2 separate regions of the Homo sapiens genome follow, and region 2 is linked to region 1. Evidence: chromatin contacts called from ENCODE Hi-C data. All regions are on one chromosome and are shown on one strand. The core of a region is the stretch at or near the end of the contact, and the rest is flanking DNA. Distances in the headings are between cores, read along the strand shown.

The links. Hi-C counts contacts between places; a loop is a spot of excess contacts on that map. Pooled maps may share reads with other maps.
Region 2: a pooled map of heart left ventricle shows a loop between it and region 1 (2.7-fold over the local background). The contact joins two enhancer-like sites. A Hi-C loop is called at or near these places in 1 of 168 maps with a recorded cell type or tissue (endothelial cell of umbilical vein) and 2 of 50 pooled maps.

Annotation. Positions count from the first base shown.
Region 1 is chr4:123,338,750-123,342,504 of GRCh38, forward strand. No RefSeq gene overlaps it. Among named protein-coding and RNA genes, the nearest start is that of SPRY1, 56 kb to the right of the region's middle. RefSeq lists an enhancer at 1,585-1,879. Within about 2 kb of position 1,687, at least 8 of the 41 ENCODE cell types and tissues checked have a DNase peak (open chromatin) inside an H3K27ac peak, as active enhancers do; they include endothelial cell of umbilical vein, where a contact is called at or near this core.
Region 2 is chr4:123,982,898-123,986,652 of GRCh38, forward strand. No RefSeq gene overlaps it. Among named protein-coding and RNA genes, the nearest start is that of LINC01091, 330 kb to the left of the region's middle. Within about 2 kb of position 2,179, at least 14 of the 41 ENCODE cell types and tissues checked have a DNase peak (open chromatin) inside an H3K27ac peak, as active enhancers do; they include endothelial cell of umbilical vein, where a contact is called at or near this core.

The DNA.
Region 1 (3,755 bases), core at 437-2,936:
GTTCCGTGGAGGGAAGGTGCCACCACAGTGCTAAGCATTATTGTGAAGGGATTATGTGCACAAATACAATACCAGAAGCCAGGATATTACTAAAAATAAAGCAGAACTTTCTGTGAGGAAGGTAAGGAAGGAAATGCCTCCTTGAAAAAAGGCTGAACCGTCTTTTAATACAAATGCTTAGGCTACCCGGTAATGGAACAGCAAATCTGAGATTCTATTGTAAGTAAAGGATTATGTTTTCTCGGCATTGTCAAGGTGCTGTGGAACAAAACAAAATGACTGCTTTACGCAAAAGAAGGTTAGAGTCTTTGAAAAAGAGATTAAGAGGATGTTTGGCTATTGCGCTGCGTAGTCCATCCAGGAGGAAAAAGGCAACAGCAAAGGCGAATGTTTGTTTGCATTTTGGGGGAAGGGGTTTTAAAAATGGGAAAAATGGGAACTGCTCCAAATTAAAATAATTGTTGGTGGTTGCTCCCAATAAATCTAGTAATGAAGATTAAAGCTTGTTAGAATCCTACACCCATTTTTCATTTGCTTTTCTCTCTAAAAAGTTCTTTATATCCTAGGTTTAAAGTAGCAGAAGAAATATATTCTTGCTTATGTATTTACAGAGAATGATCGCATTAACATTGTTAAACAAAAAACAAAAACAAAAACAAAACAAATAAAAAACTCTACTTTGTCCATATTATAAGTAATGCATGTTACATTTAAGGAGTGGATTCTACCGTGTTTTTGAAGTCCCTATTAGGCATTTAGTTAACAAAACTTATAGCAGAAATGGGAACGAAATCCCTGTCTTCCTTTTCCTAACCCCCTTCTTTCTAACCCTTTCCTCTCCCCAACCCCCTTATTAAAACAAGGTCTGTGGAGTCTGAAGCAGATTAGCAAATAGATAAATCCTTTAATGTCATGGAATACTTTCCCCAGTATAAATGGGATTAATCTGCCAACCCAGCAAATTCTACATTTCAAACACCTCAGCTGCATAATAAGCCATTTCCCCAACCCCCTAATTTATGGCACAAGGGTCATTTGATTTTAATGTTTGCACTGGTTAGACTTTCTTTCTCCAGTCTTCCCTCCCACGGCATCTCCAGCTCTCTCCATTTTCTACCTTTGAAAATGCTCCTTACATAGCCTTTAGAAAAGCATCAAAGGGTACAAACAATAACCTGTGCTTCACAGAGAAGCCGGAAGACGGAGAGGATGTGGAGCCTAAGCTGCCTTCCACTGGGCCCAGCAAGTCCCTCTCCAGAGCCTGTGAGGTGGCCATGTTGGGAGCTTTGGCCTGGGTCTGGCCACACAGCCCTGGGTTTGAGGATCCAACATCATGGCCAAACCCAGTACTATACAGCCACCAATACCTGTTTCACAAAATGTTTACTGTAATGAGGAAAAACACAGGCCCTGCTTAGACACTTTAAGAGCTAGAAATGGCTCTGTGTGAACACAGAAGGGAGGCAGTGCAGTCTCTGACCCTAGAATTAGAACTGGGTATCTGTGCACCATTGCATTCAGTGACTGGCCCAAGGTCACAAAGTAGGAGGCGGATGGCTTGCATCTACCAGGTTGTCAGCCCTCCAGGGCTGTACTGCACCTCCCAAGCCACACTGCTTCCTTTAGGAAAGTATGGCCACGCTGCTCTCATTCAGCAACCCCAGGAGAAAAAGACTATTTCAGGGCTATTTACTCAAAACCATTGGGTAAATTCTGACTCACATTAACGTTTCCCTTTACACACCCTTTGAAATCAGAGCAACATGAGTCACCTTACTGTTCTATCCTCTTGGTTGGTGACCAAAGGGAAATGCTTCATTTTAAGAAGTAAGTCCTCGTGGCTGTTGTCGGTGAAGCTCTGAGAGTCACAATAAGGCCGGAACACCCCTGCAGTTGTGAGCCCAAAATGTCCTTACGGCACATGGGCCAGAGAGTCTCCTCCTTCCCGAAACAGGGTCTTCGCCAGGCCTTTATATTAAAATAGTAGAAACAATGGGATAAGAATGAGAATGTGAGTATATTTCTAAAAAGCAGTCATGAAGATTTTATTTCGAAACAGCAAAGTAGCATAACGAATGAACTACAGCCACATGCAGATGGGTGAATCTTAGCAATGTAATGGAAACGAAAGTCGCAAAACATATACTACACGATACCTTTTATACAGTTTAAAGTAGCTAAAATGTTTTAAAATACATGCAGTTTAGGACTGCAATAATCTACATCGACAGAAAAGCTAGGAAAACCAGGATGCTGCTGGGGAGGATGGGGTGAGGTTGCTGGGGGAACATGTCATTAGCTCTGACTTATTTTCCAGACTGACTTTTGTTTAGGAGATGGGCTCGCAGATGTTTATTATATTACTAAAAATAAATCAATAACTGAATATAAGTTGGACATCTACAACCCAATGATGACAATTTAAGGATCATAATTAAGCCAATTAATACACACCAAATTGAAAACAAAACTGACGATTGTATTAGTTTACTAGGGCTGCTGTGACAAAGTACCATCAGCCAGGCTGATATGTTTAAAATACAAACTGACCATAAACAAAATAATAGATAGCTTACATAAAGGTAAAATAAAAAGCACAAACATTGCCCCCAGAGCATGATATATAGTAAATGTTGGCCTGACCTGGGGTAGGTTTGTGAGGTAATGACCTCCTATGCTTTGATGAAGCTTTATGGCTCATCTAACTGAGGCTCTCACCTCTAAGTTCAGTCATGCCTCAGTGTTTGAGTAGAAGGAACAGATGGGACATGGGTTAGTGGCTAAAATCAATTTCATCACGTCGACGTTGGTATCCTAGCTCTCTCCTACAACCAAGTCTCTTCCTCTTTTCCAAGGGACGTTCATTCCTGCTTCTTTCCCAGTTCCCCAACAACTGGCTTTCCCGTCCTTGAACTGAACTGTCTCCATGGCTGAGGCCCCACGCCAGCTGCTCCAGATTCTTTGTGCCACCATCTGCCTGGCTGGACTTCTACAGCAGTTACCCTTGACTTCTTTTTAGAGGTTCACTTTTGAATTTTTGGGCTAAGTTTAATTTTTTTTTTTTTTGAGACAGTCTCACTCTGTCACCCAGGCTGGAGTGCAGTGGCATGATCTCGGCTCACCACAACCTCTGCCTCCAAGGTTCAAGCTATTCTCCTACCTCAGCCTCCCGAGTAGCTGGGACTACAGGTGCCCACCACCACACCCAGCTAATTTTTGTATTTTTAGTAGAGATGGGGTTTCACCATGTTGGTCAGATTTGTCTGGAACTCCTGACCTCGTGATCTGCCTGCCTTGGCCTCCCAGTGGACTAAGTTTAAACCTGAGTTAATGGTATTATTCTCCATCTATCCCTTCCTTATACAGATTTATCTCCTGGTTTCATACCTATTTTGAGATTCATGGCAGAGAATTATGGAAATCTCTAGTAACACATTTCTGTCTTTAGTCGCATGCCCAGCATTTGAACCTTGCCTTTCTCTGTGAGTATTCCCAGAAAACCATCCCAACAGTACATAGTTTGGCCTTTATAACTCCTGATCCTCTCTGAGCAATCGTAGCCAGAAACCAGACCATTGCTTTAATTAGACTGGAGGAAATAGAACAACCAGAAGTTTTCAAAGATTACAAAAGAGATTGCTAGGGAGGCTTAAAGGAAGACAGATAACAGATATCTTCTCAATAAAGGATGAGACGGGCCAGGCATGGGGGCTCACGCCTATAATCCTATCACTTTGGGAGGCGAGGTGAGAGGA
Region 2 (3,755 bases), core at 929-3,428, 640 kb after region 1:
GTCCCCAGTCAAACTCCTCTCCAGCAGTCCAGCTGCCTCTTCAACATTCAGATGTTTCTTCCCTTCTCTCCTCTACTGCACAACTCTGCTCCTCTGCCAGTGGACTTTGGGGTTTCTGAGGGTACAGGATGCAGGGGCGTGATGGGCCAGGGTGATTATGAAAAAAGCAACATTTGGGCACGAAAACAGGAATAACTGTTCTCATTTAGGGCCACAGTTTCCAGGCTTGAGGGTGGGGGCTTTGCTGGGGAACCGCCCTCTCTACCTAGTGTTTCCTTGCCTCCTGTCTGTATCAGTAATATTAAAAAACTGGAAATAATTCACCAGATTTTCTTATGGTTGACTTGGTATCACACGAGTTTCTGAGTATCTTTATACTGAAAACATCAACAACATTAAGTATATCTCATGCTTTCCTGAGAGCAGAATGAGACTTTTGGCAGAGGTTTCAGTATTTAAGTTCCTAAATTATCTTGTCTCTGTGAAAATTCTGCATTATCCATAGTTGTCAATCTGATTGGACAGGATATATGCTAATAAAAATTTCACTTTTAAAAATTATCACCCAAATGTTTTCTATGGTGTGGATATCCACTCAATTGTATGTTTTCTAGACATAGAGTACTTCTTCCTACTCTTTCAATCCAATTTGTTTATTTAAAAAAAGTATAGTCTTTCAGAAAAATATTCTAGTCTCTAAATATTTTAGAGAAATATGATCTGATTGTTATCACCAAATTCATTGTATTTAATACTTTACATTAAAATATCAAGGTTTTTTTTCTTCTTATCAATACACTTTACATTGGTATATCAACCAAAAACACATATAGTTATTTTGTATTATTTCATATTATTTTCTTTTGAGAATTATTATATGTCCTTCACTTTATTCACTTTATTTCACACCTATAAGTTAACTTCTTTCTTTTTAAATTTAATTTAAAGCTTTGAGTTCAGGTAGGTTGAAGTTTCCTCAGTCCAACATGATCTTCATAGGTCTTATGAGATGATTATGATTCCTAGCTAGGAACTCACTGCCCAAGTTTGTAAAAGCATTGTCCAGAAATCCAATGGTTGCTTTACAGAGTCAGTTATTGACTTTCTATATCTATACTTTCTTTCCAAGGAAGCCAATGTCAAGTGGATAAGAGAGAGATAACACCCTGTCTCTTTCCCTAACTCTTCCATTTTCTTACCCAGTTTTTCAAAGCTGCTAAATTCCAACTTTTTTTTTTTTGGCTCAAAAGCAATATTGTATGTGTTATAATGATGGTGTATATAAAAAGAATAGTGATGCCAGGAAGCAAATCTAAATCAGTAAAATATAAAAAACCCATTTGTCTTAACTAAAGAAACCATAGAAGCCTTTCCCCCCTCCTTTTTCCTACTAGGTTAGGTACATAAACCCCTAATTCTAACCATCCTTCTAAGTTACTCATCATTGAGTATGTTGTATATGCAAATATGTAGGTATGTATGTTGTATATGCAAATAAATATTTTCTTCTGCTTCTGGAATCATGCCCATAGTCCATCCAGAAATAAGTAGGAAGGATGAAGGGCAAAGGATTTATGCCAACAATTCACTCAACAAATTAACAACAACAACAAAAATGAATCTTTTCAAAAATTAAGCAAACAATAGCTTTCCAGAGACTTCATCTAGTAGTCTTCTGCTTTCATCTGATTGGCCATAAATCTGCCTCGAGACTATCTCAACGTGCTGAAGTACCTGGGGAAGTGATTAGTTTGAACTGGGCACATAACCATGCTGAAAAAAATCAGCTTTGCTAGAAAGAAAGAGGGAGAAAAAGATGTTGGCTTGCACCAAGTAGTGTTACCACAACTGCCTCCCTGGGATAGATATAATGAAAATACTTACAGCACAGAGAAAATAAAAGCTTTCCAGCTCTATTTTATGAGAAAATAACTTGGAAAAAATGGCAGTGAAAAAATTTCAACCATTGTTTCAAAATATTGGAATGAGTAAATTTAAGAAAGTATTTTAAACTTTGAGATAAGCACAAATTTGACATCTTTTTTTTTTTTTTTATTTCTCTACCTCCCCCCTCCCTTCCTTACTTCTTTTCTGCTTGTAAAATTATAAATGGGTCCAGAGTCTTTTCGTTGCCTAGCACATTGTTTATCAAACTGTGCTCAGGAGCATCATCAGCAGCTGCTGCAGGGAAGCAGGGCCCACAGCGGGGCTTTGATAGCCACTCCCCTTCAAACACAGCAGCTCTGCTGTTGGAGCATTTCTGTCAGGGCACTTCGAAGGGTGGTTGCTCCAAAAGAATTGGAAAGCCACCATATTAAGTCTAATTCTCTAATTTTACAGAAAAAGAAGCCAAATAGAAGTTAAGAAAATTGACCCAAGGCCCAAAGGAACACCAGGGATTAAGCCCTGCTTTTATTTATTTTATATTTTAGTATTTCCGCCTGAAGCTGAGTCTTCTAACTCAGCTTCAACACATTGTTACTAAGTTATCACTGTGATGGTTATTTAAAGAAATTAGCAAATTAAGAGGCTTGGAATAGAAATTCACCTTCTGAATTTTAGCCCAATTAATTGCTATATAATACATGTCTAGTGAAAAATATATTTTGGCATCAGACTCATGGTTATTTTCAGATAGAGATTTTGACTATGCAAAAAGATGACTATGAGATAACATAGCAATCTTTTTCTCCAATAATCCTACATATTCAAATTAAGGGTGAATGATTTATCCATGTGACAAGATATATGGTAAAACAATATTACCCAACACTATATTAGGCACTTGTGTCTCCTGCTTTAGGGATCGCAGAAACTTTCTGTGCCTGGAGGGTATAGTGCCAAATACCAGCCCTATATATATTCAGAAAACACTTTTCTGCATTTCCATTACCTTTCTTCAGTGTTTTTGGCAGAAGTGGTGAAGATTTTGTTACTAGGCACTATAATAATGATGGCACTGGTGCCAATATTTTCCTCTAAGAAGAAAATAATAATTGCATTCACTATATTTAACCTGCCTGGCCAAAATAATTTCTGCTTAAAACCACAATGATGAAGCTAGGAAGTGTGACATTTTTGGTTTTCCTACCAAAATCAGTTAAAAATCTTGTTTTGAATTTGATATAGGTTATTATGATGAAATTCTTATTGGCTTTAATTTATTTGGCTTATGATTTTAATTATGTATTCATTTTTATAACAGCTTGCAGCTGATTAGTATTTTGTCAGGATGGCAAGCAAGGATATGTGTATTCCTTAATATTTGCTCTGAATTATTTGTTTATTATTCTTAATAACTTCTTGAAAAATCTTAATCAGAAAGAAGTTATAGAACAAAGAACTCCAGCCTTGGTCATAACATGAGGAAATAATTTTAGCATTCTGAAAATATGCTGAAGGATGAGACCAGCAAAAATAGGGCGGGGCTTCAACAGCCTTCTCTCTGTACAAACAACAGCTGGATGTGCCTGTTGCCACTGGTGGGGATGGTAATGATGGAAAAAAAACAATGTTTTTTTTTTAGTGTTGGAAAGTTTTCAGTGAAATCATGATGTCACCAGGATATGTTTTGTCTGTGACTATAATTTGCATAAGTTCCTTCCCATGGAACTATGTAAAATACAAAGGAATGTTTTATAGTACGTTTTGCCTCTGTGATGCCAATGCTCTTAACAGTCCATGAAGTAGACATCATGAGCAAAGAATTTCTTTTGTACATTCTCTCAAAGTAAGAACTAATGAAAAAGGAAAGA